Regions from separate parts of the Homo sapiens genome. Here region 1 is linked to region 2. Evidence: chromatin loops called from intact Hi-C (ENCODE). Cell type or tissue: PC-3. All regions are shown on one strand. Each heading gives the region's core, and the rest is flanking DNA. Links, peaks and the distances in the headings are about the cores only.

What was found. Peaks named below come from ENCODE experiments on the same cell type or tissue, not always from the same donor. Only the 100,000 strongest peaks of a DNase experiment are listed, where the experiment ranks them.
Region 1: a loop joins it to region 2, with 5 times the contacts of the local background. A loop is called at or near these places in 7 of 110 quality-filtered maps.

Annotation. Positions count from the first base shown.
Region 1 is chr14:51,815,941-51,833,624 of GRCh38, reverse strand. LOC101927598 (a long non-coding RNA gene) reads right to left here. Exons shown (of 8, transcript XR_002957605.2): 4 at 16,589-17,684; 5 at 15,343-15,576; 6 at 13,501-14,792; 7 at 11,242-11,321; 8 at 8,606-8,640. It also overlaps a transcript of GNG2 not described here. Among named protein-coding and RNA genes, the nearest start is that of GNG2, 36 kb to the left of the region's middle. RefSeq lists an enhancer at 17,121-17,622. In PC-3, for the core only: no CTCF peak of the experiment used is centred there; a DNase peak (open chromatin) is centred at 9,724.
Region 2 is chr14:51,868,164-51,882,783 of GRCh38, reverse strand. GNG2 (G protein subunit gamma 2) reads right to left here. Exons shown (of 4, transcript NM_053064.5): 2 at 5,127-5,167. Among named protein-coding and RNA genes, the nearest start is that of GNG2, 15 kb to the right of the region's middle. In PC-3, for the core only: no CTCF peak of the experiment used is centred there; a DNase peak (open chromatin) is centred at 9,423; H3K4me3 peaks cover 602 bases; H3K27ac peaks cover 2,287 bases.

The sequences.
Region 1 (17,684 bases), core at 6,049-14,048, 50 kb after region 2:
ACTGTTAAAAATTCCTTAGGATGGTCCACATTAAGTTTTATCTGGCATCTCCACCTTTTGAAGAGGCATCTGGACTTCTCCTAAAGAGTAAGTGTAATGGAGCAAATGTTATTATTATATATTTGTATTCACAGTCTTACCCTACTCCAGGTTCTAAGGAGGACTGTTTGCCTTCTCCTGAAAAGATAATGGGTTGCCAAGAACTAGATGAACTAGCAGACACCTAGAGAGGGTAAAGTGATCTACATTAGAAGAAATTCATGAACAAAGAGGGACTGGAAAAAAGTTGAAAAAGGAAAGAGCCCATTAAAGATGAAGATTTTCATAGAATGTTTAGAAGACAGATTTGGGGGTGGTGTGAAAATTGCTATGAAGAGGTACCGGAGGTAGATTTTCCATGAAATTCTCACTGGTACTGACTCCCTCCAAGTCCCTCAGACCTGAATAATGTGTTTACATATTCATTATCTATCTTTCTTCTTTTCAGAGCACCTGCCTCCCCCATCCCCTGCCCCTGACAAATTGTATAAGCTTCAGGCCCCATAAGCTTTAATCTTGACTGGATCTATAGAGAAATGAGTTGTAAGGTTGAGAAAATTTTTCCAATCTCTGAAAGGCAAAATAGATGATTGTGTACCTTCCTTGTTGCGAAGACCTTGTCTAGTAGGCCTAAGAGTCATCTGAATTCAGAAGTGTGTAAAATTCTCTGACTTACTAACAGGTATTTTTTAGACCATTTTTGCCTATTGCTATGCTCTGTGTCTAAAACCCCTTAATTTGTATATTGAAGCCCTCATCTTCAATGTGATGGTAACTGGAGATGGAATCTTTCAGAGGTAATTAAATTTACATGAGGTCATGAGGGTGAGGCCCTTATAATGGAATTAGTGCCCTTATAAGAAGAGACACTAGAGAGCTTGGTTTCCCTGCCTGCCTTGTGAGGACACAGGGAGAAGGCAGCCATCCAAAATCCAGAAAGAGAACCCTCAATGGAAACTGATCATGCTAGCACCTTGATCTTGGACCTCTCAACCTTCAGAACTGTGAGAGAATAAATTTCTGTTGTTTAAACAACCCAGTCTATGATATTTTGTTATGGAAGCCCAGCTAAGACACTGAGAGAGAATAATTTTTGCTCTATAGTGATGCAAATTATTTCTAAAGTAGAAAAGATAACCCCAAAGATAGCAGTTTATTGCCCTGTAATAGTTTTGTATCTAATTAGCAATCATATTTCTCCATTTATTTTTGCTTTCACTGACTATATATATACACACATTAAATTCTCTTATCATCATTTGAAATAGCTTTGCCATCTTTTTCTTTTCTTTTTTTTTTTTCTCCCTGTAACAGGGTCTCACTGTTGGCTAGGCTGGAGTGTCAGTGGCACAATCATGGCTTACTGCAGCCTTGAACTCCTGGGGTCAAGTGATCCTCCCACTACAGCTCCCTGAGTAGCTGAAACCATATGTGTGTGCCACCATGCCCGACTAATTTTTGTATTTTTTGTACAGACAGGGTCTCGCCATGTTGTCCAAGCTGGTCTCGTACTCCTGGGCTCAAGCGATCCTCCCACCTTGGCCTCTTAAAGTGCTTGGATTACAGGTATAAGCTGCCAGCCCAGCCTCCCCATCATTTTAATGAGTTAAAATAAAACTTTGATACATGTTCACTATGTATTTGTATAGGAATTCTCTTTTTAAATTTTGAAAATAATACTTTTGACAGTGAGAAGAGAATCTTTAGGAATTATGCTGCATATTTTATAATGTATTTCACTTTGGTATCACTTTATGAGACTTCATCAAAAATTTTATATTACTTTTTAAATGTTAGACTGCGATTTATTTTTCAAAATAACACTATGCTGGCATTGGTCATGAAGTAATTCAGTTATAGTAGAGCTTCTCTAGTGATATCAAGTGTGTTTTGTTTTGAAGTCCACTTCCTTACAGACCATGAGATGAGAAGGAAAAAGTGCCAGATAATTTCTAACTACTACAAAGAAATGAGCTTTTCCCTTCCTTCTCTCAGAATTGGTTGCTCAAACATATAGCTCTTTCATGACCCCTTTTTATTACCATAGTTCTCCCTATTGCTTGTGGTTTCTGATACCGACAGTCTAGATTTTATGGATCAAGGCTGTCCCCCTTGCTGTCCTTTTCATTTATATCATCCTTTCATGTGAAAAATATGTATTGAGCACAGTACATGTGCCAGACATTGTTCTAAGTACTGGGGACTATGCAGTGATCTATACAGGCAATAATTCCTGTCCCATCCTCCTGCAGATTATATACTACTGGGGGAGACATGTAATAAACAAACAAATACAGTATGTTAGATAATAATTAGATGTTGGCAAAAAATGTTTTTAAAGGGAAGGAGGCTAGAATGTGCTAACACAAAGGAGGAGGAGGTTTATAGTAATATTAAACGCAGGGGCCTCTGGGAATGTGACATTAAAACTGTTGGAGTTAAATAATTTTTGGAGTTGGGGAACTAGCAAAGCAGAGATCTGGAGGAGGAGCATTTCAGTTAGAGAACATGGCAAGTATACAAAGGACTTGAGGCTGGAGCATGCCTGGTGCATTTGTGGGTTAGCAAGGAGGCCATCATGTGGCATGAGCAAAGGAGAGAGAGGCAGGACAGAAGGTTGGAGACAAATAGGGTGGAGAAACAGCTCGTGCTGTCAGGTCTTGTCAGCCATTTTAACTATTTAGCTTTTGAACTGAAATTTTGAGTGAAATGGACAACTTTTGGAGGACTTTAGAGGAGCAACTACATAATCTCATGTTAGAAAAGGTGCACTTTTGCTGCAGTAACGAGAGTTGACTGGAATGGGGACAATGATGAAAGCAAGGAGGCTTATTAAGAAGCTATCTCAGTAATTCAGGTCAAAAACATTGGCAGCTTGGACCACAGTCGAAGTGGTAATGAGAAGTGGTTAGCGGCTGAATACATATTGAAAGTTGAGCCAACAAAGTTTGCTATGGATTCAATGTAGAGTCTGCAAGTGAAAAGAAGACATGAATTGACTCTGCTTTTTGGCTTAATTAGAAGGATATAGAGCATTTTTATTTGCTGAGCCAGGAGACATGCAGGAGAAGCAGATTGAAGGTAAGATCAGGAGCTCCACTCTGGACGTGATAAATATGAACCATCCAGTGGAGATGTCCAATAGGCAATTGGCATTTGAGACTGGAGTCCAGGTGAGGAGTCTTTGCTAGAAATATAATCTTGGGAGTTATGAGGACAAAGATGGTACTAAAAGCCATGAGAGGAGATGAGCTCAATAAGGGGGTATGGATAGAGAAGAGGTCCAAAGACTGAGTTCTGAGGCACTCCAGTATTTTGAAATCAGTAAGATGAAAAAGAACCAGAAAAAAACTACAAAGGAATGGCTAATCGTAGAGAAGGAAACCCAGGAGAGTTAGGAATCCTGGAAGTCAAAAGAATCAAGCACTTCAAGAAGTAGGGAGTGAGCTGGGCATGGTGGCCCACGCCTGTTATCCCAACACTTTGGGAAGCTGAGGTGGGCGGATCACGAGGTCAGGAATTCAAGACCAGCCTGGCCAATATGGTGAAACCCCATCTTTACTAAAAATACAAAAATTAGCCAGGCATGGTGGTGCACGCCTGTTGTCCCAGCTACTAGGGAGGCTGAGGTAGAAGAATCCTTTGAACCCAGGAGGCGGAAGTTGCAGGGAGCTGAGATCGTGCCACTGCATTCCAACCTGGGTGACAGAGTGAGACTCTGTCTCAAAAAAAAAAAAAAAGAAGAAGTAGGGAGTGATCAACTAGGAGCATAGGTCAAATATGATAAACACTGAGAACTGAACATTAGGTTTAGCAGTGGATGTCTCTGGTGGTCTTGATGAGAGCAGAATTGGAGTGGTGGAGGTGAAATCCTGACAGGAGTGAGTTTAATGGAGAATGACAGGGAAGGAATTGGGGACAGTGTAGATTGATACTTCTTTTTAAGGGATTTACTCTAAAAGAGAGCAAGGGAATGGGTCAGTGGAGGGCAATATGGGATCAAGATAGGGTTTTTATTTATAAGGATGGTAGGAAATAGCAGTTATGCAAATGCAGGTCTGTAGTAGGAGATGAGTTGGGTTTAGCCAGGATGGGGGTTGACACGTGAGTACCCTGGAGCAAAAGAAAGACAAGTAAGATGAGGACATAATGATGATGAGCTCTGGAATCTGAGCTAGGTAAGGAGGGAGTAAGTGTTTGGGGGCCTTGTAACAGATAGTGAAAAGGTGGTATGATCAATAGCTTGCAGGTGTGTCCAAGCACTGTTGAATTTAAAGAACTTTTGGGAGTTGGGGAGATAAGCTGGAAAGCCAGCAGATGATGACTGAGAAGGTGCTGCTGTGGATGGTAACAAGTCTAGGCTATACACCTGGGAGTGGACAGCTGAGGCACAGGAGGACCAGGTCACTGGAGGACTGAAAGGCTAGGTGGATAGGAGGATGCAGCTATTTGGCCAGCATGTGCCTTGCTGCCTTACTGAGGTGTTCACAGCTGGTGTCTGTTCTACCTATCAGTGCCTTTGCTCACTTGTTAAATATTGTGACTATCATTCCTGAGCAACAAAGAATCAAAGTATCATCACTGTGGACCTTGGCATTCCCAAGAATGGTGACAAGAGGGTTTGGGGAGTGTGATGGTGGAAGAGAGCTAATATCTTGAGACAGAGGGCCTGTCACGTCTGCACATCAAACTGCCAGGCAGCGGGGAGGTAGTGGGGCTAAGCCTCTGCCGTCCCCAGCCCTGAGCCCCTGGGGTGTTCCTGAAGGGTGAGGGCAGGGCTATAGGGGCAGGAGAAACCAAGGAGAAGGGTTTCTGGGGAGGAGAAGAGGCCTGAAAATAGCAGAGTCAGAAACAAATTTCACCAGCTTCACAGTCCAGCCTTAGACCAACCCAAGCAGCTTGATGGGTCTGTAAACTAAGCTACATCTTGTGGCCGTTAGGATGCCTACTTCATACCTGGGTAGAATGCATTCCAGAATCCTCAGTGTGGCCGTGAGTCAGACAGATATCATAAGCCAACCACAGCCCAGTGAAAACAACATGTTTTCTTCTGCTTTTGTGATTATCTCCTTGTTGTTTTGTGATTATCTCCTTGATTTATTCCTTCCCTCCTTTTTTCCTCCTGCCCCCTTATCAGTCAGAGCTAGGATAAGCAATATCAAAAAGTTGTCAAGGTTCTTCTGGTCCTGCTTTCCTTTATGATAACAATTGTGCCCTGGAACCATTTTCAGGCAGGCACAGCTCCCTGCTGGGGGAAACAATCCGGAGCTCAGGCAAGTAGGAAAACTTCCCTACTGTGTGAAAGCGCTCACCGCAGACCAGGCTCTGCCACCTCCTGTTCACCTTGAGGTGGCTTCCCCAGTCCCTGCAGCTTCCCTGCCCAGCACAAAGCAGCCTTGCCGGAGACTGTGGCTTTCACCACACAGTGACTCAGCTCCCCTGGGGATGATGGCAGGACTGTCTGCACAATCAGCCACAGTGGCACCAAATAACTCATGTTGAGGAAGCTAGTCAGTTCTACCGAGGCCTCTCATCCCGAGAATCCATGGCCACTGCCCCCAAGGCATATGGTGCTTGCCTTCCCCCAACCGTCTACAACCCAAACATCTATCCTGGGTTATTCTCTCATCTTCCGCAGCTTTATGCTCCCTCCTGAGTCCTCCCACTCTCAGACTCTCTCTCCAAGCTCTTTACTCTTTCCACCATTCCCTCAGAGAATAAACACTTCAACGTTTTCCTCTTTGCAGTATCCTTCCATCACCATTTGTTGAAGCCTACCTTTGCCTGAAGGTACACCATCTCTTGCTTCTCTTTCCATTGGAGGTTGCAATTTCCCCTGCATGCCCCTAGACCAGAGGCACAGGTTGGGCTCAGGAATCACCCAGCTCCACGGTGCTGCTTTTCCACTGCGTGTAATTCTGGGATATGTAAACATATACGTGGATGAACATCCAACACACTAATCACAGCTTTAATTATTTGACCTCAAGTCTCAAAGCTGAGCTAGTTATAGTCTGGAACTGTATGACATCAAAAAATACCACTCCTAGCTTTCTCACTACATCTGTTCTCAGAGGGATCACCGGGACCAGGATTTCTTCTTTTCCTCCTAATTCAGTGATTGTCCAACTTTAGCAGGTATCAGGATCACCTGGAAGGCTTGTTAAGGCAGATTGCGGAATCCCTGCTCCCAGAATTTCTGGTTTGATAAGCCTGGAGTAGAGCTCAAGAGTTTGCAATTCTAACAAGTTCCCAGGTGATATTGATACTGCCAGTTTGAGGACTACACTTCGAGAAGCACTGTTCTAGTGTATGTGCCCAATATTTTTCAAACTTGTCTTCATGTTAGAATTACCTGGAAGGCTTTAAAGAGTATTGACATCTGTGCCCGTGCCCTTCTCCTAGGGATTGTGATTTAATTCACCTGGGATGTGGCTTGGGCTTTGGAACTTTTAAAAGATCCCCAGATTATTCTACATACAGGTAAGTTTGGGAACTGCTGCTGTCACCGTCTAGCCTCCCTTCCTTACCTGCCCACCTTGAAGGGTGTGGTGAATTACCTGAACTACACCTCTCACCTTGTGTCAGCCTCGCTCCTTCCCCCAGGAAACCTCGGATCTGTGTCAACTTATCTTCTCATTGCTCCTAAGTGCTAGACATCAAGCATGGCTGGAGAAAACCTCATAGCCATCTCATTCTGTGCCTAATCCCAGCTGTGCTTATTTATGGGTCTTTTAACTTATCCTTGGTTTCTCTTTTCTCTCCTTCACTGATAATTCCAAAACTTCACCATTCTAATTCACCCTTTTGAACTCTTCAGCTGACCTCATCTCCTACTTCAGCAAGTAACGTTGGTCCCATCAAGTGTGATTTCTTTCTATATTTTACTCCATCCAAATAACTAGTTTATCTGTAGCCACACCCTTGCTTCCCTCTTATCCCTTCATCTCAGAGAATGAGGTGTTCCTGTTTCAGGTCAATGCCTCCATTCCGCCACCCACATCACTGCACTCAGCATGATTAATGGCATGTATACAGTTGTTCTCAATACTCACGAGGTGGGGTATTGGTTCTGGAGACCACCCCTGCCTCCCAACCACCAATACCAAAATCTGCAGATGCTCAAGTCCCTGATGGAAACTGACTTAAAATTTGCATATAATCTATGCACATCCTCCAACGACTTTAAATAATCTCTAGATTACTTATAATACCTAATGCAAAGTAAATCTTATGTAAATAGTTGTTATATTTTCTTTTCAAAATTTGTATTTTTAAAATTGTTGTCATTTATTTATTTAATATATATTTTTGATCCCTGTCTGGGAACCCACAGATAGGAAGGGCCACAGTACCTTCAGCCATCCGCTCTTGCTGGCTCTGCATGCTCTCCTGCAACCCTCAGCCTCACTAGACTCTAACTCTCCCCCTTTTCCTATCACCCTCTCATATACATGACAGCATCATTTCTCAGTTCTTGCTGCCCACTGATGGCTGATTCAGAAGGAGGAGTAAATCCTTCCAGATGCCTCTTTTAAAGGCTTTTTAATTTGGTATTCAGAATTAAGATCTTTCTCTCTCTCTTTCTTGCCATGTAAAAAGGGGACTCTGCTCATGCTGTCAACAGCTCACTTCTATTTATTTCTGGAACCCAGCTTCTTTGCTCAGTATGCTAGGCACTAATGAGAAAGTTGCCTCAGTAGCATAAAGCATTATATTAGTGATGCTTTTGCTTCCAACACGTATTTACCACTCAACAAAGGCAGGCACATAGCTCTTGTCAGAACAATGAAAAAGCAACAAATCCAGCAACCCTTTGGGAAACCAGTTGTCTGGGGATTTGAGGGTCTCCCATCCACATGGTGACAGCTCCAGCAAAGGCAGGAAAGAAAATCACACATACACACATAAAGGAAAATGACAAAAACACAAACAGGAAACAGAGTACAAGAAGGAACAAGGCAGAGAGAAGAGTGTCTGTGTAGTTTTGTCTGCTCAACTAATACAGTTTAATAAAATTTTGTATAGGAATTGTGCTCACATTATTAGTACTGTGGCCCACCTGTCAGATTAGATCTCCAGTTCTAGGTGATATGTAGTGGATTTCTTCCACTGTGGCTTTGAGAACATTAACATTAGTTTAAAACAGAGTGCTACCATTGCTTCTTTTTAAAAACATTTCAACTTTTATTTTAGATACAGAGGATACATGTGCAGATTTGCTGCATGGGAATGTTGTGTGACGCTGAGGTTTGGAGTACGAATCCCATCACTGCTGTTGCTTCTATTCAAAATACAAAGTAGGGCTTGGTGCGGTGGCTCACGCCTATAATCCCAGCACTTTGGGAGGCTGAGATGGGCAGATCACTTGAGCCCAGGAGTTAGAGACCAGCCTGACCAACATGATGAAACCCCATCTCTACCAAAAATACAAAAAAAAAAAAAATTGCTGTGTGTGGTGGCACACCTGTAAGTCCCAGTTCCTCAGGAGGCTGAGGCCAGAGGATGGGTTGAGCCCAGGAGGTGAAGGTTACAGGAGGTGAAGGTTACAGGAGCCGAGATTGCACCACTGCAATCCAGCCTGGGTAACAGAGCCAGACCCTGTCTCAAAAAACAAAAACAAAATACAAAGTATGTCAGGAGGAATAATTGAGGTAGCTTAGGTATTAATTTTCCTCATAGTATATTTAATAGTAAATATATTCATATAAAATTATATATTATACATATTATAATATTAAATATTGTATTTATATAAAATTTCTTATTTTGACATAATATAGAAACAGTATCAAAAGCATGATGCATAAAAGAAATAATAAATTGGACCTTATCAAAGTTAAAAGACTTTTGTGCTTCAAAGGACACCATTAAGAAAATGAAAGGATGGACCATAGACTGAGAGAAAACATTTTCAAATCATAATCTGATACAGAACTTGTATTCAGAATATATAAAGAACTCTTACAACTCAATAATTTAAAAAAAACCTTTTTTAAGTGGGCAAGAGATATGAACAGACATTTCATCAAAAAAGATATAGGAATGGAAGTAAAAGCATGAAAATATGTTCAATATCATCAGTCATTAGGATAATGCAAACAAAAACCACGATGAGATGCCATTCTACACCCAGTAGAATGGCTATAATCAAAAAGACAGACAATACCACATGTTGATGAGGATGTGGAGGAATTGGATGCTTTGTGCATTGCTGGTAGGAATGTAAAATGATACAGCTTCTTTGAAAAACAGTTTGGTGGTTTCTTATTTTTTTTGTCTTTTTTTCTTTTTTTTTTTTTTTGAGACAGAGTTTTGCTCTGTCACCCAGGCTGGAGTGCAATGGCAAGATCTCGGCTCACTGTAACCTCCGCCTCCTGGGTTCAAGTGATTCTTCTGCCTCAGTCTCCCAAGCAGCTGGGACTACAGGTGTGCACCACCACACCTGGCTTTTTGTATTTTTAGCAGAGACGGGGTTTCACCATATTGGCCAGGCTGGTCTTGAACTCCTGACCTCGTGATCTGCCTGCCTCGGCCTCCCAAAGTGCTAGGATTACAGGCGTGACCCACTGCACCCGGCCTGGTGGTTTCTTAAAAAGTTAAACAAACTTATTGTATGACCCAGCAATTCCACTCCCAGGAATTTTTACAAGAGAAAAAAAACACCTGTACAACATAAAGACACAGATGTGAATGTTCATGGGAGGATGATTCATCATAGACCAAACTGGAAACTTTCCAAATATCCATCAGCTGGAGAATTGACCAACAAAATATGGTAAATCCATACAGCAGAATAATATTCAACAATTGAAATGAAAAAACTACGGATTCAGACTACAACAGAGGTGAAGGTCAAAAACATTGTGCTACGTGAAGGAGGCCAGATATACAAAACAGCATATCGTATGTATGATTCCACTTACATGAAGTGTTCAGGAAAGGCAATTTGTAGAGACAGAAACAGGTCAGCGTTTGCCCAGGGCTGGGGGTGGGAGCCAGGATTTACTACACACAGGCGTGAGGATACATTTTGAGGTGACAGAAATGCTCTAAAGCTGGATTATTTTATTTATACCTCAATAAAAACTATTTTAAAAAGTTAACAGCTCACAGTTCTTTAAATCGCCAGTGAACAAAATTTCCATTTGTAATCACTATTTTAAAAACATGGGTAAAGACAACACTCTGAGAGAAGAGGCTCTTGGGGGCTTTGAGTAGTTCATGCCAGTGGTCAAACTGTGCTTGACCAGACTGCTACAAGAAACTGGCTTTAACACCCAGATTGAGAAGTCTGCATTTCTCTGTTCTCACTTCTTCCCAAGGTGAGAAAAGCCAGGGACCTGGACAAGCCACAAATCAAAACAACATTCTTGAAAAACAAGGCAGCTAACTCATTTTTTGCCTGGTGCCAGTTCATTTTGCCAGCATATATGTTATTATAATTCAAGCTTGCCTCATTCATCCTTAAGGGTCATCAGACAACCCAGAATGAATGCAGTTGCAGTATTTTCTTGTCAGGGATTGTACTGAAAGGTGCGTGTGCAGCACCAACACCATCCTCTGCACGAGCATCTCTCATGTGCAAGGCAATGAGCCAGGCTTGTGGGCGTGAGGAGGTGACACAGGCTCTGTGCTCAAGGAATTTGTAACCTGGCTGGAAAAGCAAGCTGAGAAATAGTCATTAGGAAACAACTAGTAAATGATAAGAAAACGTTGTAAAATCAAGTTGAAAACCTCAAAATGTAACACAAAGGAGTTGCACTACAATATGGTTTGAGTTGCTACCAGCTTGAATATTCTACTGTTTTTTTGGAGAAAAATCTTGGTTGTTTGTATAGGCTGTGTAGCCACATAGGCTGTGGCTGGGTAACTTAAGGATTTGTTATGTTTCTGTGACAACTACTTATTTAGTGATGCTTTTTGGTCTGTTTCATAAATTGCATGAATTACAAGATTGTTTCATTTCTAAGTCAAGATCTCATCAGTAAAGCTGAGCCAAGGTGTGTGTGTGTGTGTGTGTGTGTGTATGTGTGTGTGTGTGCAGCTGCAATATATTCCGTCTCCCTCTCTCTTTTCTTTTTTTCTTGTATGCCCTCGGTTATGCATGGCAATGCTGATATTATGAGAAATAAAGTCATTATGTTATAACTAAAAAGGGAACAAGGTAAATTTCCCAGGACCGTGCATACGGTAGCTTACCTTGGCCTACCAAAGCAAAGCAGAGGTCCTTGGCAAGTGGTGCTAGGTCTTATACTTGAGTTTCCAGACAAAATCCAGATCTGTTAACCAAAGGCAGACAAACGTCACATGTCCTGACACTCTTGGTCTACACCCGTGGTGAAGGAAATGGCCTCATTAGTGATTCCTCTCCTATTGAAAAGTCACCCCAACTTTTGAGTAAACTTATGAACTGCACACATTAATAAGGCAGCCTAGGATTTTGCAGACAAACTTGCATTCCATTTATAAAAAGTTTTTATATTCTTTAAAACATTTAGCAATTTGCAGAGAAATGAGTCATTGTTTAACACAGGGTCAGGATTGAGGTCTGGGTATGAAATGATGCAAATTAAAATCACATCTTCCCCATCTGCTCTCTCTCATTCCCATCTCATTGTATTTATAGACCTCCAAAGAAATGTAAGTGGCAACATCATATCTAGGCATTGGTAAATCAGTCTTTCATATGTGTGAATGCTCCTGGGCCTGAGAGATTCCATAACCTCACTCCTGCTTTTTCTATTTGTACCTGCACCCACCAAAGATATTTCCAGAAATATAACTCATTCCTGCCACCAAGGCCTAACTCATACTTGGCCCACCCTCTCCCCACCTCCTGGGATGCCATAGCCTTCACTCACGTTCTAAATTACATTATAAGGTTTACTTCATCAGAAACATTATTCTGGCTTCCTTTTAGCAATCTTGTCTTGAAATGCAATTCAATGCAAGATATTATAATGTTATAAAAATGATGCTCACCCAACTGCTCAACTCTCAGGAAAAAAAAATCAAGTTAGATCTTTTTTTCACATGGCATGCCAAAATAAACTCAAGTGGATAAAAGCTTTAAATGTAAAAGTACAACAAAACATAAAAATAGTAGAAGGAAAGGTAGCTAAATATTTGATTTATGGATGGAGAGGCCTTTTCTAAGGTTAAAATCAATAGAAGAGATTTATGGATAGAGAGGCACTTTCTAAGGTTAAAATCAATAGAAGAAACCATAAAGGAAAATATTGGGTTGACTACATAACCATTAAAATCTCCTATATATAAAAATAATCATTAAGAAAATTAAAGAGTAAACACTAAGCTAAGAAAACATTTGCGAAAAATATTAATAAAAGTTAATGTTCCAATATTGAGAACTTATATAAATCATTATGGAAAATGCTTAACAGTTCTATAAAAAGTAATATCCCAAAGGGCATAAATAATTTATTATATAAAGCCAATTTATAAATGACAATTTAAAAATGCTGAAGTCTTCAATCACATTTTAAGTGAAAAACAAAAATTAAAGCAATGGTCAGATGGGATTTTTTTTTTAAAGATTTGTAAGTCGGATAGTAACTTCCTAGTGTTGGGGGAGAGAGTTCAGTGAGAAATACCTTCTTCTATGCGGTGGGAGGACAAACTGATAAAAACTTTCTGGAAGGCATCCATCTATTTTGACAATATATATCAAATGTCTTTTAAATATTCACATAATTTGACAGATTAATTCCACTACCAGAAATTTACATTATGAAACACAGACATGTATACATAAGGATGTTATTTGCAACAACTTGTAACAAATTGGAAACAGCCTGAAAGTCCAACGTTTGAGGAGTAGTTGAATAAACTATGGAATAACCATAAAATGGAGTTTTATGCAATTATTACAAGTTATTTGGGAAATATTTTAAATTGCACAAGAAAATGTTTCTAATTTCATAATGCCTGAAGGAATCTGCAGCAGTATAAAATGTAGTTCAGTTATGGAAAATGCATTTTAGAGAGTATAATAAACTTGTAAAATATTAATAACGGTACTTCTGAGGAGTGGGATTATAATTGTTATTTACTCTTTATGCTTTCTGTATTTATCAAATTATCTCCCATCCATAGCCATCTGTTGTTTAAGAAGGAACAAAAACATTTTTCATAATAATACAATAAATATTTAACAATATAAAAAAATTAGGATATTCTTAGCAGAAAAGCAGGATTCAAAATAAGCGTAGACCAGGCACAGTGGCTCCTGCCTGTAACCCCGGCACTTTGGGAAGCTAAGGCAGGAGGATTGCTTGAGGCTAGAAGTTGGTGGCTGCAATGATTGTGTCACTGCATTCCAGCCTGGCCAACAGAGCAAGACCCTGTCTCAAACTAATAATAATAACTAATGATAATAATAATTGCAGTATGACTGACACATGCAATCTATACATGGGGGATTCTGGGATGACTCACTGGCTTCTGGCTTATGAATGCTGGTTTCCTTTAAAAAGAGAGAAATTCCATTTTGGGGTGAGAGACTGTCTCCTGTATTGACCATGTTGAGTTCGGTGTACCTGCAGGATATGTGAGTGAAGATGTCTCAAGTTGTGTAAGGTTTGAAAGACAGAGAGAGAGAGAGAGAGAGAGAGAGAGAGAGAGATCTGGGCTAGAGGCAAAAGCAGAGATGTGAGCTGTAAATTTGAATGAAGGACCAGATAGAACGTAGAAAGTGGAAAATGGAACCTAGAGCTTTGGACAGGGCTCAAAGGAAAACAAGCATTTAAAGAAGAGGCGCCTGATAAGAAACCCCCAAAGAAAAAACACACAGGGGAGAGTGGGGTGCAGATGTCAAGGCAGAGAGAGCTGCAGTTAATGGTGCCAAGTGCCATGGCGAGTGCAGAGAATAGAACTGAAGTGCACTGCGGGGCTCAGAGCATCTGTTAAATCTATGTGAGGAGAAAACAAGGCAGGAAGCCAGCTGGAGAGATGGGGAAGAAGACAGGGTTGCGGGGAAGGTGGGGTGTTGGGATTGTTAAGGTCCAGGCACGTTCCACTAAAGTCAAGAGGAAACCCACCATGTGCCAGGGATTAGGGTAATGGTATAAAGGAAAGACATATATATTTTCTGCCCTGACTGAATTTAAAATGTTATGAGAAACACAGGAACACCCAAATAATGACCTACTTGTCTATCAACTTCTTCCAAAGTTAATTTATGGTCACAAAATGTAAAATGTCAACAGAATGGCGGCCAGCAACAGATGCCTGGCCATCTGAAACCTGAGCTGAGAGCCCACCCAAACTCACATAATGTCATTGTCAAAGAGGTGCTGTCCTCTGTCACATCCAGTCACACCTCAACTGTTCTGCACCAGACCCATTTAATATTCTCTATCCCCAGCCGCTCTGGATCCCTGCCAGGACAATATTGTCATCCAAGAGCTCTGTCTGACACATTGATCTGTGCTCTGAACAGAAAAGTGGTGTCCACTTAAAGGACAAGTAGACACAGATCTGCTCACTGCAGGTGTGCCTGCCATGATTTCTGGAAGCTTTCTTGGAACTGAAGTGAGCCCAGTAATGCAGCCAGGCTGTGACGCAGCAGGCAGGTAGACAAGATGTGGGTGTGGGTATAGGCAGCTGCAACTTCCCTTCCATTGTGATGCTTCTGAGCGCCCGTAATAGTCGTTTGCATACTGCTCTTGGTACTGACATCAGGTTGTAGTTGCGGGGTATGTTTTTCCTTCCCATGTAAATAGTTGACCCTTGTAAGGAAGAGAAATTAAATCTACTTTTGCATATGCCCCTCAGATTCCAGCACATTTTACGTAGCGTTGTATACAGCCCATACCCCTTTTCCCCTTTTTCCTGCTTTGAATCCAGACATGATGTATGAACTTGAAGCCCACCTTGGAACCACAAGGTCACAAGCATGAGGGAAAGGTCAAGAGCCTCACCACGTTGCTGACCATGACATCATCAAGCCACTGAATCTGTGCCAGCAGCGAGCTAGGGCAATAATTTATATTATGAGAGAGAAATAATTTTTTGGCTTAAGCCACTTGTAAGTCAGGTTTTCTGTTTCCTGCAACTAAATGTAAGCTACCCAGCCAGCATCCACTCCCCTGACTTCCACACTAGAAGAACCCCAATTTGTTCAGCACTCCATGCCTTCTTCACTCAGCTAGGTGCCTCAGGTGACACTGACCCCATCTCTAGCTTGGGGGTGGCATTGATGGCCAAGGGTAATTTAATTTCATTTTCCTTGCCAGTATCCAATTAAGGAACCAATGAAGCATGGAGGGAGGGTGAAACCTGATGGGCATCGGGGACAAGGTTCCCACGATACAGCAGCAATAAGAGTCTCTTTCGTCTTCCTGTGAGTATTGTCGTGTCCAGCTGGAACTGTTGCATCCTACTTCCCTGAGGACGAGGCTGACATAAAAGATGGTGGGGTGAAGAGGCAAAAATAAGCTGGATCCTTGTTGACATTCTTGCTCTGTGGAATCAGCCAGCCTTGATGCCTGTGTAGCCCCTGCATGTCCTGTTCTGCAACAATGTAAATTTATTTTTATTTACTTCTTTTTGAGACAGGGTCTTACTCTGCCTGGAGTGCAGTAGTATGATCACGGCTTACTGCAGCGTCAACCTCTTGGGCTCAGCCGAAACTCCCACCTCAGCCTCCCAAGTAGCTGGGATCACAGATGTGCACCACCACACACAGATAATTTTTCAATTTTTTGCAGGGATGGTGGTCTCCCTATGTTGCCCAGGCTGGTCCCGAACTCCTAGGCTCAAGCAGTCCTCCCACCTCGGCCTCCCAAAGTGCTGGGATTACAAGCATGAGCCACCACACCCTGCCAAATTCTTTATTTTTTAATCCAGTTCAAGTTGAAGTTTTTGTTACTCACCCCTGAAAGTATATTTACAGAAAACGAAGATACAGAGAATGGTTTAGCCTAAAATGTGTCCTGAAGCAAATGTTCATTTTACCCTGGCCAATCTGACCCAACTAGAAAAATGCTCTGATTTATTAAACTTGTGTCCCTAAGTAGGGTACAGAGATCAAGCCAATAATCACAGATTATCTTCCCTCTCATGGGACCTTAGGGTAAATGAGCCAATGAAAAATAATATTCTTGCTTCCGATAAGACTTGAGGAAGAGAGAACAGTGGATTGTTTCATAATAGGAGCTGGGGCTGCTGCAGTTGGTATTTCATAGGCTGATATCCTCCATGCCCTCCAACCCTCTCCCAGTCCCTTCTGGGACTATAAAGGTAAAGACCCCTGTGCATGCTGTGCATGGTCTGTGGTTGGCAGGAGCCATTGTTTCTGTGTCTCTGAATAACTTTGTCCCAATGAGATGTGGCGGTTTTATTTAGCTGTAAAAAGGACTCAAAACTATGTGTTTAATGGATAAGGCCGTGGCCGGGGGGAGGGGGAGGGGGGGCTCAGCAAGTGGCTTAACCCATTGTCTTAGAAATGGCTAAGTACCATTTCTATCTCTTCTTCTGTCCTCCCTCCCCAGTTATATCCAATAAATTGTCCTCTTTTTCTTACCTAAGTGCTCACTGTAGAATATGGCTGAACTACGCAGGTGGTCCAGGGAGACTTGGAGCAGCCTGTCTGAGGTCACTGAATAATCCCAGAAACACATCCACAAAACTGAGCCAATACTATAAGCACAGAACATTTTTAGAAGCTGTGGGACAGAGGAAGGCCCTTCCCAAGATATTGCTTCGGGACCCAGAATTTAAACATTCACCATTGGCTCCGGTCATGCAGGCTGTCACATGCTCCTGAAAAGATGGCTGCGTGAGTCCTTCATCATTGCTATTGATACGGGAGGGGGCAGGGAGGTGCTGGGTAGAGAAGGATGGGGTCCCTGGCCAGGGCTCCACCCTCAGGCCTGTGCCCACGGACCTAAGTGAGGACAGGCATTCCTGTTTTCACGCCCAAAAGTTGCATTTTCCAAGACCACCCTGGCCCGCCACAACCCCCCGCCATCCCATGCCCATAGAAACCCGAGAGACCCTAGTGGGCACATGTACAAGCAGCTGGGCGTCGAGAGGAACACACTCGCAGAAAAACACTAGCAGGCCATCGACGGTGGAACCACGCAGACGCTGAGGGAAATTTGGCAGAGGGCAGTCAGAAGCAAGCCCAGCCACTGAGCGGCCTGACTCCAGGGGAAGACCCCTTCCCACTCCATCCCTCTTCCGGCTTCCCATCCATCTGCTAAGAGCTACTTCCACCACTCAATAAAACCTTGCACTCATTCTCCAAGCCCATGTATGATCAGATTTTTCCAGTACACTAGGCAAGAACCCCAGGATACAAAAAGCCCTCTGTCCTTGCGATAAGGCAGAGGGTCTAATTGAGCTGATTAATACAAGCCGCCTGCGGATGGCTAAGCTGAAAAAGCACGCTGCAACACACGCTCACCGGGGCTTCGAAAACTGTAAACACTCAACCCTAGACGCTGCGGTGGGGTTGGAGCCCACGCTCCCTACTACCTGCCCGACTGCATGCTCTCCCTAGGGGTTTAGGCTGCAGGGCGCGGAAGAAGGGAGCCACTCCCCTTGTCACGCCCTGTAAGGGGGATAAGGGAACTTTTTCTGTTTTACTATGACAAATCCTTCAAAAATGAACTTGC
Region 2 (14,620 bases), core at 5,569-13,568:
CCTGCCTCGGCCTCCCAAATGGACTCTCCATTTTATCACTACCAATTGCAGTCTGCTACTATAGGCTATTAAAAAACTTTCCAACCTAGCTGATGCAAATTCTGTCCCACGATAGGTGGAAGAAAGTCCAGTATTTTAAATTTTTAAACTTAAAAACAAATTTTTACTGTGACCAGCTCTGCAAAGTACAGGCCAGTCTACAACGTAGTAACAAAAACTACACATCTTAAGAATAAACAACTAGTATCTTAACTCTCAGAGATGTTCCCCTTTTACCCTTCAAGGGTTTCCTAATTAATTCTACCTTGCAGACACTATGACATCCAAATATCTGTTCCCAGTAATGGAACAGAATAGAACAATTTTATAACAATTTTGGTGTAGAAATTTAACATGAGTGTATTAAAACGGATTCACACTTTTTCCAGAATTTGAAGGTAGGAGGAAACAGTCCTTTTCTTTTTTCCTCTTGAAGTTCAATCGGCATTTTGTTTTAAATTGAGGTAAAATTCACATATAAAATTAACCATCAGCCATTGTAAAGTGTACAATTCAATGGTATTTAGTACATTCACGGTGTTGTGCAGCTATCACTGCTAACTAGTTCCAAGATATTCCATCACCCCGGAAGGAAACCCTGTACCCAGATAAGTAGTTATTTTGATCCTTATTTACATTTACTCTCTAATTTCTCTTTGAAAAAGAATAAAAGAACCTAAGTTTAAATTACAGCATAAGAACTTGATGTGTTTTCATTTCTTCTGCAACTTGTTGATTCACAAAAATTGGTAAAGATTTGAAGCTGAAATGAGGCGAGTCTTAGCAAAATGAAACCAGGATTGAAAGTCCTGGAAGGAAGAAACCCAAAAAGAGATTGAGGAAAAAATCAAAATAATTCACAATTCTGTCCAGGCCCCATCCTTGTCAGAAAGCCAGATTCTACTTCAATGACTGATAGTGCTGAATCTTTTTTGGAAAGAAAAAAAAAAGAATTGAAATAGAATGCTTTGGATCTACCAAGTAGGAAATTTTGGAAGACAGGAAACTATTAAATACGTTAAAAAAAAAAAAAAAAAAAAAAAGTCTTCCAGCTCCTAAAAGTCAAATGCCTATTCTAGGGAAGCTAATTTATTGTTCTTTCAAGTACAATTACAGCTCTCTTTGCTTAGTCCTAATGATTTAGAGAATAAAATTCTCAAAATAAAAGCCACAGAAATGTAAGGGATGAGGCCCCAGGACCTTCAGCTTCCCTGATTTCTCAGTGTGGTTTTGCTACGGATGATGCTGGCAGAGTACTGCAGAAGTAGTGGGGAAAGGCCCAGCAAGCGTCTTTACCCAGATGTAGCAACTTTACATGGGGGTAAGTGGCTCATGCTCCACCGCTGGGAGTCAGGAAGCGCCATGTTCTTAGAACCAAATGAGACTCCAAGACATGATCCACTCCAATCCCCTCCCACTGGGCATTCCAGATAGTCTTCCTAATATTTACCTCTTCTTGAACAGTCTGTGCTGTCTCTTAGGGGGGAAAAGTTCGATTTTGCTCTATGAAAGGCAAGATTAAAGCTAAGAGAGCTCTGTGCTGCATTGGCAAACTTGGATTTTATAACTTCCATGCAGGCTGACTGCTGAAAAAGATTCAGCGAGGTCCTGTGGTCACCTCAGTAACAAAGTTATTAAAGCTTCCATCATCAGAGGCAAAGTGCAGGAGCCTGCTGGTAACACAGGAGAACTGAAAGGGCAGCTAGGGCTTGTGACTATAAACGTGGCTGCTGCTTCTCAGTTCTGAATCTCAGGGTTTTTTTTTTTTTTTTTTTTTCTTTTTTTTTGTCTTTTTAAGCTGGTCTGAACAAACATGCATATATGGCTACAGATTTTCCAAGAGTTGGATTAACCCCCATTTTCAACCCAAATATTATGGGATATGGTCATTATTTGGTTCACTCAAAATTTATATTTTAACAATGCATCAATGTGACAGCTACTTTCTATTAAGAGTCATTTTGTTAGACATCTGGAGTGACCAACTGTCCTGATTTGCCCCGGATTCTCCCAGTTTTAGCACCGATAGTCTTATGTCCCAGGAAAGCCCTGTCTTGGCAAATAAGGGCAGTTTGTTGCCCTGCTGCTAGCTCTAGGTTTGGACTTCAGGTCTGTATTGCTGAAGTGTCTAAAAGTGGATTTTAAGAGGACTTGCTACAACAAAAAAAAGCTGAAAATTTTTAAATCTTCACCATAAATTTCCAGCCATATTCTACTCAAAAGATGATTTTTAAAAAATAACCCAGTGATCTATTTCATACACCCGGCAAGAAATGGTTTCTTACTTTGTGGGGATAACTTAATGTATGGAGGAAATTATACCATACCTAGAAATTGGCTATAATAAATACCACTCTAGTGAGGTTCTGTATTATTATGTTATTTTTTCCTCCAATTTCCACATTTTAAAGCCTAATAAATAATACATAAAATAACAGCCAGACATAACAGCATAAAATAAAAACCTCACATTTCTTTGGTTCTGTTCAAGACCTTGTAATCTGTACACTGTAGGCAAACCCTCCAGAGTTGGAGAAATGACAAAAGCAGCATACTCTCTAGGGGCCATACCTATAGTACCCAAAAGTCTGGGCAAGAAAGGAGCCATTGGACTTCAACCAGTCCCCTTGATCCAATGCCAGACACTTCAAGAAAACCAAAAGTCTTCAGTACCTGGACCTACAAAATGAGAACTGTAGAGTCAAGATGAGAATTGGCTTCATCAAAGTTGGAAACCTTAATGTTTTAATCCTATATAATTAGACATTAGATGGTCTGCTACCTGAAGCATTTCTACCTTTCTGAAGGATTAGTCTCTTTGACTTTGTAGTAGGCAGAATAATAGGCCCCAAATATGTTCAGTCCTAATCCCAGGAACCTGTAAATACATAACCTTACAGATAAAGAGACTTCAAAGATGTGATTAAATGGAGGCCCTGGTGATGAGGAGATTAGCCTGGCTTATCCAGGTATGTTCAATCTTATCACACAGATACTTAAAAAATCAGAGAACCTTTCCTGGCTAAAAATTAAGAAGATGGGACTATGGTAGAAAGACGCATGGAGAGGCAATGCTACTGGCTTTGAAGATGGAGGAAGCTCTAGAAGCTGTAAAAGGCAAGGAAATAAATCCAACCCAGAGAGCCTTCAGAAAGGAACACAGTCTTGTTGATATTTTGCTTTTAGCCCAGTGAAATCCCTATAGAACCTAACCTATAGAATGGTAAGATAATACATTTGTGTTGTTCTAAGCCACTAGGTTTGTAATAATTTGTTACAGCAGCCATAGAAAACTAATACACCTTTAATCACAGTTGCTGTTCAATAATGCCTTGCTGGTATTTTGCTTCTAACCTCAATATTTGACCATTACCTCATGTTTAATTTTTTTCCATGTATATACTTTGAAAACTAAATTTAGCCCTAGACCAAATATACTCAAAATCCCCCTGACAGTACAGAACAATACTTCCTTTTACTTGTCTACTTTGTTTAGCTTCTTGCGTTTGTTAGCACAGAGACTACTTACATAAGGAACTACTGAGCATAACTGAAACCACTGATTTTGTATGAAGGAAAAATGCTTTTAGATGAGTGGAATATGCCAAATAACCTCTTTAAATTTGTGTGCAAAGACACGGTAGTTCACAATGTTCACAACGTCTCCCTAGAGTGCTCTGGATGTCACAATGACTGGAAGATGCCACAGCCTTTTGTGAACCAAGGACAGGGATACCAAAGATGATAATGAAGAATTGTCCCATTGGACGTGCCAGCAAACCCCATTGACAAACTCTGCTTGGATTGATTTGAAAAATTTAAGCATACTTATTAGCATGACAGAAATCAACTCAAAGAACATCAGATGCTTATAAAAGAGTCATTATTAGTAACATTTGATAGAATATGGGATGTCTCAGCCCTCACCTGAAAGACATTAGGTACTTAAATTCAAAAGAACTTGACTATAGGGCAGCAAAAGCTATACATGTATAGGTCAGTACATCTCTGACAGATCACCTCATTTGGAGATATCCAAAGTCCAAATTTGCAGACCTTATAAATATGAGTTGAGGAAAATCGATCCTCTTATCCTAAGGAAGGACTGATACCTAGTAAACATGAAATAAATACCTGCTGAATGCGTAAATGGATGGATGACTAGCTCCAGTAAAGCAAGTCAGGTTATGAGTAGGTTTTATTTTTTTTTAGCATTTGCTGTATCCCCTAAACAGTTATGTAAATAAACAATTAAAAGCCCAACAATTCAGCAAGCACCCATAATCCAATGGGGAAAGAAGAGAAGTAGGTAGAGGTAGAAATGAAACAATCCCAGCCACGAGTTGACAACCATTGAAATTGGGTGATGGGGATGTAGGCGTTCATTATATTATTCTCTCTACTTTGGTACACACTTGGCATTTTTCATAATGAAGTTACATTTTAAAATGGTGGGGGAGGGGAATCTAAGTCATTGACTAGAGAAAACTGTGTATCTTGGAGTGGGCAAACACGTTATCACCTGTCTAGGATTATGGTTATCTTTCAAGTCTAGAACAAGATTCAAATGCTATAGCTAGTTCCAAAAGCTAAGTAAGCTTCTTCAAGATGAAACCCCAATAGCATTAGATTGACCTCTTGTTGTTGTTGTTGCTGCTGCTGCTGCTGGAAAAGCCCTTACAATGTTTACAACCATCTGTTAAGAACAGGGTTTACCTTTCCCTGACCTAATCAGCCTCATCTGAGGCTTTATCTTGCACAGGGTATGCCCTCAATGTCTGCCACCTATTAATCATGTTTGTGCCGTGAGGATACATTCTGTTAAGACAGCAGCCTCAAAGGCTCTCCAACTCAGGTTTTTAGAAGAAAATGAAAAAATTCTGGATGAAAATCAATTTTAACTATCATTAAAGACAGCCATTTTTTCTTTAAATTCTGAAGTCATGTCAATATTGATAAGGACTCTATGACTGTTTCTTTCAATAAAACATCACATGCTTTCATCTATAGACCACTTAACATTTTTTTTCCTCTTTAAGTTCTGGTTAAATTCAAGATTCTAGAAGAAAATATTTTGGAATTCTTACCTCTTCAGTTCCTAAAGCCTGAGGCTCACTGGCAGATCTGGCTGTTGAGAAAGCAGAGAGAAAAACGAATTTTTTAAAAGGAAAAATAACATGATACACAAGAGCTGGATAAGTAGAATGAATGAAGTTTCTGAAACGGGGGTGGGTGGTAATGGCAATATAGTTATAAGGGCAGGAGGTCTCACAGGTTTACATTTCAGAGCCTAGAAATGAACTTTTATTAACTCTCTTTCTTTTAAGAAATAGATTTGTGAAATTGGAGTCCCTTTCTTTGTGAAATCTCCTAGCATGCAAGAAAACATGAAAACACAAAGGCCACTTAGGAACCTAGAGGAAGCAGAGTCCTTGGTGGGAGAGGCTGTATACCGATGGAATGAATAAGAACAATCTTTCCTCCTGACCTAATCTAATTTGCTCCGAGCATGACCAAAGCAGCAGAGACCAACACACTCTTGCTCCAGGTATTAGGGACAGAGTTTGAGTGCATACAGTTTGTGTGTATCTGGCCCTTTAGGAGGGTGGAGGACACGTTGGTGGTTATAAGAGTATCTTTGGCACCCACAGCTTCTATAGGCTGTTTAGAAGTAGAAGACACCTATGCCCTTAGCCACTAATGACCTCTGTGGCTATCAGGCAGAGTGGCCTACGTTTGTCCAGTGCCGAGTGTGGTTCCTACGGGAGAAAGTTCCTGTGTAGATGAGCTTCTTTATTCCTGAAAAGCTTTAGAGCACTCAGCTCAAAGGGAATTGCTAAAGCCTCAAGGAACACTTTCCCATTCCTATTTTGCAGTGTCTGAGAACAAAGAGATATCTCACATCTAGAATAGTATGAATGAGGGTGGAACTCAAATTCGCAAGGGGTTCTAGGGCCAAACGAACATCAGTGTCTCCAGAGGCCTCACATTACTTGAGACTGGCCTGTGTGCTACAATCTCAACCCAACCAATTATATTCCCAGACTACCATAGGGGCCATATGTTTTTAAATGGGCTAAAGTTATTAGAAAACCATTATCTCATGATTAATGACAGCAAAAAGAAAAAAAAAAGCCAAGGGCTAAAAACAACTTATTTTCGGAGAATGAACCCTTGGGTAACAAAGACTAGGTGGGACAGGCAAAATAAGCCTGTTCAAGGGGGTTCTGGGCCCGGCACTCATTTGTTATTGGTGATAGTGGAAGCTGGCACAACTACTCTGGAAAGCCGTCTGGTCCTGTTTATCAAGGGACCCAAATATGTTCTCAGTCATTGTTTTAGTGATGCCACTCCATGACTTTAACCAAAACAAACCCACAATGTGGACAAAGAAGAATTATCAAGGTGTTAAGAAATAGCCTAAATATCAATAATTCAACCTATTAAGTAAAACAGAAACTCCACATGATAAAATTTTAAAACAATGAATACAAGAAATTTAAACGGGCCAGGTGCAGTGGCTCATGTCTGTAATCCCAGCACTTTGGGAAGCCAAGGAGGGAGGAACACTTGTGTCCAGGAGTTTGAGACCAGCCTGGGCAACAGAGCGAGACATATTCTCTACAATAAAAGTCAAAAGTTAGCCAGGCATGGTGATGCACACCTGTGGTCCCATCTACTTGGAAGGCTGAGGTGGGAGGATAGCTTGAGCCCAGGAGAGTGAGGCTATAGTGAGCCATAATCATGCTACTGTACTCTAGCCTGGGTGACAGAGTGAGAGTCTGTCTCGGAAAAAAGAAAAAAATGTTTAAATGATGAAAAAATGCATTTTATATTCTCTTTTTACTTAACTTTATTTTAAAATTAATAAATATTGTTACTTTAAAAAGTAACTTAAAATAAGGTTATTTTATTATAAAGTAAAAAGAATGTAAAATGCATTGTCATTTAAATTTTAAAGTAAAAAATATAAAATATTATATATAGTGTGAACTCAACAATTTTCTAATATACATATTTACATATGTTTTTTCTAATATATATTTTCTATGTCTTAATATATTTTTCTAATATATATGCACTAACATGTATTATATACATAATATAAGTTGTATTATATAACACATTTTCTAGTATAATTATACATAGTATCTTTCTGATACATAAAGACTGGAAGAAAATACATCAAAATCTAAACAATATATTTCCTCTGTTCAACAGAATAACAAAAGTGGCAGAAATTGCTAGATATACCCCAACATCTGCTCTCGTCTTCTTCCATGGTTTTAATAGAATTCTAAGCTAAGCACCTACATATCAATAATAGCTACTTTCCCCAACCTCCCTTGCTGCTAGGTATGCAGTCATGTGACAAAATTCAATGGTACAGCATCAAAAGTGGTATGTGTAACTTCTGGGTCAGGGCCTCCCCTTCCAACTTCTTCCATCCTGCCGGTTATAGCAGAGCCTTTGTGACAAGCCACCTTAGACAATGAAAGCAAGAGAAACCTCATAGGAATGATAGAAAAACAGGATAGAAGGAGCCTGGCTCCCTGCATGATCTTGTGGAGCACAGCTACCTTACCAGTCCTGGGCCATCCACGTCCGGATTGTTACATTAAAAAGAAGTAACTTCTAACTTATGTTAGCCACTGTGAAATCAGGCCACTGTTACATGCAGTTCAACTAACAATTTAATTAACAGATGGAGCCATTTTTATTTTTTCTTTCAAATTTTCAATAATTTCCACATTTTTCAATAATCAGTATGAATTACTTTGATGATCAGAAAAAAACTAAGTTAAGTTTTGTTTACTAATGTTAAGAAAATTAAATATAGAATAAAGTTTGGGAAACATGTATCTTCTTTCCACATATGAGAGGAAAAACGAAATCTATAGTTTAAAAAGTTCTGCTTTAAAATCTGATTGAGGCATATTCTAAGCAGTAAAACTTTAGTCAATGCATTATAATTATTCATTTCAGAGGATACCCGACTTTTTTTTTTTTGAGACAGAGTCTTGCTCTGTCACCCACGCTAGAATGCAGTGGTGTGAACGTGGCTCACTGCAGCCTCAATTTCCTGGGCTCAAGCAATCCTCCTGCATCAGCCTCCCAAGTAGTAGCTGGGACCACAGGTGTGCACCACAACGCCCAGCTAATTTTTTTTATTTTCTGTAGAGACAGGGTGTCTCTACGTTGCCCAAGCTGGTCTCAAACTCAGGGGTCAAGCAATCCTTCTGCCTCAACCTCCTAAAGTGCTGAGATTACAGGCGTAAGCCAAATACACCCAGCCAGACTGTTTTTTTTTTTTTTTTTTGAGACAGAGTCTCGCTCTGTCACCCAGGCTGGAGTGCAGTGGCACAATCTTGGCTAACTGCAACCTCCTCCTCACGGGTTCACGCCATTCTCCTGCCTCAGCTTCCCAAGTAGCTGGGAGTACAGGCGCCCACCACCACGCCCGGCTAATTTTTTGTATTTTTAGTAGAGAAGGGGTTTCACCGTTAGCCAGGATGGTCTTGATCTCCTGACCTCGTGATCCGCCCCACCTCAGCCTTCCAAAGTGCTGGGATTACAGGCGTGAGCCACTGTGCCTGGCCCCAGGCTTCTTAAAGTGAATTTAGAAACAGTCTTAAAAACAGATTTGTGTGTACACTCATACCTTTAATTTAAGGGTGCTATTGGTTCTTCACATGGAATCATACTGGATTTCTCCTACAGTAATTCCACTAGCCCAAGAATTTGGTTTTATTTTCCCCTGGAGTAGTAATAGATTTGGCAGAGCTCACATAACCTCCCTGGTCTCCTTTGTATCCCACAGGCCTGCATTACAAGATGACTGTCCAAGATAAAGGAGTCGTACCTAGTCCATAAAACAGAGAAAAGATATCTTGCTTACTTGGGAATCAGATCTGAAACAATGGCCTCATTAAAACTAGCCTCTAACCAGATTAGAATAATATGCTGAGATCATTTAAACCTGCAATAATGTTCATCAGCAGCATTTGGTGCCTTTTAGAGGATCATTAAAACCTTGTGCATAGGCACACAAGACACTCCACAAGGTTGACCTTAGAGACTTACATGAAGTCATATATCAGAGAAAGAAACTATTTTTCCCCTTTTTCCCAAGAGAATGCCAAATGATCCTTTTCTCCCTTGTGAACCACAATATCCAACACTAATATGGCTAACCTATATTCAATAACAAAGGCAGGATGCCAGGGTTTCTTCACTTCCCTCTCAGAATGACTGTGCCAGTGCATTCTTGAGAAACCCCTTCACTCTCTCCTGCAGTAGGCAAATTGAAGCTAATAGTCAAAGCTCTGAATTCTCAGTTTCTCTCCCCCTCTTGCTTTTGCAGGAACATAAGCAAGCCAACTCAACAGGCCTAATTACCATGGTAACAACATGCACCGTGATTATGAGTGTGTTTGTTTTTTAAAATGACTCACAGATTGTTCCCCCAGAAGCCCCAGACACACAGGTTTCTGGCTGGTTTATAAAATCCATCTGAAGTTTTCTTGCAAATATCTTGTGCCTAGTATCATAACTGGTGTGATGAAGAGAGACTCATCAAATCAAATATGCCTTTCTCCTTAAGGATGAAGAAAAACCCATTTTATTCCTTAAACACTCCAAGATTAATCAATTTAAACTTCAGGTTTATAATGAAATTAATTTGAGTTTGTACACTGGAGATAATTAATCTGTTCCTAATTTAAATAATTAAGGTATTTCATAATGTGATTTTAGAGACCCAAATGAAATAATCAGGTGAAATAAACTGTAGTGAAAACTATAAAATAAAACAGCCTAAATCTGTGGGTACATGACCACATGTAAAGTGTTATAAAAGAATAGATGTCAGTCTTAATACCAAGATGTTTTTAAACAAATCTACAAAACAACAGCATCTATTTTTAAAATGCAAACATGAAAGAGTCCAGACATTTGGAGAACAGTGCACTGCTTCCACTCATCTATTCAATAAATATCATTTTAGACCTTCTATGTACTAAGCACCATTGTTTATAACTGGAACATCACAATAGGGCTTAGGGAAGACTATTTTCTCATGGGAGGCAAAGGCCATGGGCATGGCTCAGCGCGTTATCTTCTCTTAGGAAGCTCCTTTGCTTCACAAGGCACCATTCTGGGTAAGGCTGTCAGTGAGAGGGAACATTACCTAATGATTATACCAGGCCTGCAGTTCAGAGTCCTAACATCGGCATCACAGTGGACTCCCTCAAACAACAACAAAAAATAAAACATATATATGCTAGTAATTTTGATATGTTGATTTCTTCTGTGTGAAGTGGAAATAAACCCTATTTTAAAAGAAATGTAAGTGGAATTTATATAAATCTATTTCGCTTAAATCCCTCGATGCTAACATATAATACATTACACACACACACACACACACACACAAAATAGTCATTTAAAATTATTGTATCCAAATAGCTACTGCACTGTAACCAAGAATATATTTTTTCTCTAGAGTTTGAAGGGAAAACCAGAGAGTTTCAATCCATATAGGCTAGGTTATACTGTGGCAACAACTCAAAAACTCTCTGGCTTATTTGAGCAAAGCTTATCTCTCACTTTCTCTCCATGTCCACTGCGGTTTAGCAGAGATGCTCTTTGTGTTGTCTTGACAGTATGACCCAGGCTTAAGAGTGCAGAGAACACTTCTATCCTTCAACCACTGCACTCACCTGCCGGTTCTTATGGCTTCTTCCAGGAAGTGATGCACCTCACTTCTGTTCACTTCACTGGCCAAGGCAAGGCATGTGGCCACACCTAACCAAAGCAGACTGGGAAGTGGAAGCCTATCCTGAGCTGGAAAGGAAAACTGGAGATATTGATGGCTAAGCACATGGATTCCTGAACAAACAGCACAAACCCAGACTATTACTTCATGAAGTCAAAACGACATCCGACAATAATAGGCTTCCTTAGGGGATGCCTTATTCCAAGGTCTGAGCACCTATGATTAATGTTGGGCCATAACAATCACTTCTGCAGAATTTGGTGCAAATCCCTTGGATAGAATAAAAGATACTCTACTGCAGATTTGTGATAACAATAAGTTATACTAATAATATATTTATTTTGAATAATTACACTACAATTCAGGCACCTTGCTAAATAAACATTTCACATTTATTATGTATTTTTCTCCTGTCAGTTTTGTGAAGTAGATATTATCTTATTTCCCATTATAGATGAAGAAACTGAGGCATAGAAAGCTTAAGCAATTTGCCCAAGTAATTCTGACTCTAAACCAATGTCCTTTAACTGCTACACTCTCCTACATGTTATCTTTGAATGTTACTTTTCTACACTTCAGTATTTTATGATTATTTTAAGATGAATAAGAAAAGACTAGTTGGACCTTTTTTTTTTTGCCTAGGAATTTTCACCTCTACTTAAATTTTTCTTATTTTAATTTTAAAAGACATAGAACTGTTTAATATCAACTTTTTTCCAAAGAAAAAATAAAAATGTCAATGAAATGCCTTAATGCCTATACACAGCAATGTTCCCTAAACACAACCGTCATTCATGAGGTTTAAAAAAACGGCAAAGGACCAATTTAATTCTCCCAAATAAAGCCTTTAAAATGAAAGTGAGGGTTTCGGTTTAAATTTTTTCACAATTTTTCTTATATGGTTCTAACATAGATCAGATAAATACTCTCCTTAAACAGAGCTCTGTTGGCAAAGTCTAGAATTAACTTACTTTCCTGTTTAAAAATGCAAATCTAAGAGTAGGAAGCACTCCATCATTTATTTTAAAAAGTACTCCTACCATTAATGCTTAGTCTGTTATGATGAACATGCACAGAAATACACCTTAGAGACAAGTAGTCAAAACACTGTAATAACAGCAATTCCACTGAAATTTCCCTTTTTCACTATTGCTGCCTCATGTGCATAGCCTCTGAAATATAATGCCAAAGTAGGAAGCAGCAACCATAAAGAGAATGCGACAGTAATGGAACTGTATATGCTGCCTCCGGAGCTGGAAAGTGGAAACTATTTTCTAAATAACTCATAATCAGAAATTCCAGAGATGATCCATTCTTCTTTACAGGTACTGTAATCAACAAAATACCTACCTCTCTAGAGAAAACAAGGTTTTCATTTAAGTCTGACAGATACTATACACAGAATGCTTGGCGTCTCTAGCTCATTACTTGGCCCAGGGTAGATTTTTATATAGACCAAATTGATTTAAATGACCAGTCAGGAAAATGCAATTTAATTATATATATATTTTACAATGCAGAAATGCAGGGCTGGTTGTCTAAATTAAATGCCATTCTTATTGCTTTATAGGACCTGATGTATTTCCTTCTGGAATATTTTGTTTAGAAGGTTATTCTTTACTTTGCCTAGCTTTCTCCAGTCTGTGTTTTTCGCCAGGATTCTTCCTCTGGCCTACCTAGATCATTGCTAACAACAAAAACAAGTTGTTTTTTTTTTCTTAATATTTTCTTTTAGGTTCAGGGGTACACGTGCAGGTTTGTTATATAGCCAAAAACAAGGCTTTTGTTCGTGTTTTTCTCAAAGGGAAATGCATGGAAACTTTGTTCAATTCAATGTTGTATGATATTGCTCAGTTATTTAACCTTTTTAGTCTGGATATCTTCACTTATAAAATGGGAATAATAATAGTGGCCAACTCTATTGACTGCCTACCCACTAACCCCCTCTTCCTTGCTAATAGAACCAGACCCTTTTGCTGGGGTCTGATGACTTTGTTCTTCAGCGAGCCTGGGCTGCTCCATGGCCTCGGGAGGAAACTCTTAAATTAGCCAATCACAGTGGTTCTGTCTGCCTACTTACTCATACATATAGCATGTGAGTTGTGAGTGGAAATTCCACTGGACACAGATTTTCTGTGACTTTAAAAAGAGCCGCGGCAGGGCAAGGTAGCTCAGGCCTGTAATCCCAGCACTTTGGGAGGCCGAGGTGGGTGGATCTATTGTGCTCAGGAGTTCAAGACCAGTCTGGGTAACACGGTGAAACCCCATCTTTACTCAAATACAAAAATTAGCTGGGCATGGTGGCACACACTTGTGGTCCCAGCTACTCAGGAGGCTGAGGTGAAAGGATCAGCCTCCCACCTGCAGGCTGAGGCTGCAATGAGTCATGATCATGCCACTGCACCCCAGCCTGGGTGACAGACCGAGGCCCTGTTTCAACAAACCAGAAAGAGCCACATAAGAAATCTGCTGCACCTTGATATGCCTCTACGTATTGAAATATGCCTATAATTCCAAAATTGTAGACGCCATGTCCACACAGTGAGGGGAAATCAACCTGCTGAAGGTGTCACAGTGGGAGGAAGGGAAGAATCCAGGTTGCTAAGGACATTATCCAGCTACCACATAAGTAACTCTGAAGCTACCCTCCTATCAGAGGTCTTGCGATCAATTTCCTATTGCTTACGCCATTTTAGTAGGACATTCCTTTATCAGCAGCCAGAAATATCCTGATAGAAAAATATTGTCCTTATTTCGTAGGGTTATTTTTAAAACTAGCTAAAGTATCCAGCACAAACTGAATGCCTAACAAATGTTCATTCTCAACTTAATTCTTGACATATGTTAGTCTTCACTTATTCAAATTAGTTAGTGCTTTCTTTACTCTGTGTGGTCTGAATGACTCCTCTAGGAGGCTTTCCCTGGTTCCCCAAAACAGGAATAAGGGCAGAAGTCATTGCTTTCTCCTCTTTATTCAAATAAAGATAATATCAAGTACCTAAGGTTATTTTAAACAATAAGAATGGTATTTAATTCAGACAAGTAGTGTAGTGCTGATTGCAGTGTAGAGAAAAAAATGTAATCAAACAGAGTAGTCTTCCTGACTGTGTAAATCAATTTGAACTAAATAAAATCCAACCCAGATCAAGTAATCAACACAGCAGCCAAGTGTTCTGCATTTGGAGTCTACAAAGTTTATCGAAAAGCTGCTTTCTGTAGGGAAAAAGACATAGTTTGTAGATTACAGAACATGTATGTGAAGAAGGACACATTTCCTCTGAAATCTCACCTCATTCTTATTTCAGAAAGGCACCTGCACCTTCTGCTCAAAACCTTCTCCACAAGCCCCCTTCGCCCCAATATCTTTACATGGCTGAATCCTCAGCATCATTTTGGTCTCAACTCAAATGTCACCTCTTCAGAGAGGCCTTCAGGGATTACTCAACAAAGTAATCTCCCAATTACCCCTGCCAGCATAGGCACAGTCCCACCATTCACCCTGTTTCTACTTCAATCCATCAAAGCACTCACTACTACTTGACATTTTCTTTTATTGTAAGTCATTTCTGTCAATGGTTCCAATCCTGGTTGATTCTGATTTAATTACTCTGAGGTGAGGTTGGGACATGATATTTTTTTCAAACTACCCTCTCAGTGATTTCTAATGTGCAGTTAGACCTAAAAACCACTGGTTTATGTGTTTACTGAGTCTCTCTCAATACTCGAATGTAAGTTTCAAGAAAACAACCGACCAGTTTTGTTCATCCTAGTCTCCCTGGCATCTTGACGAGCACATGGCACATT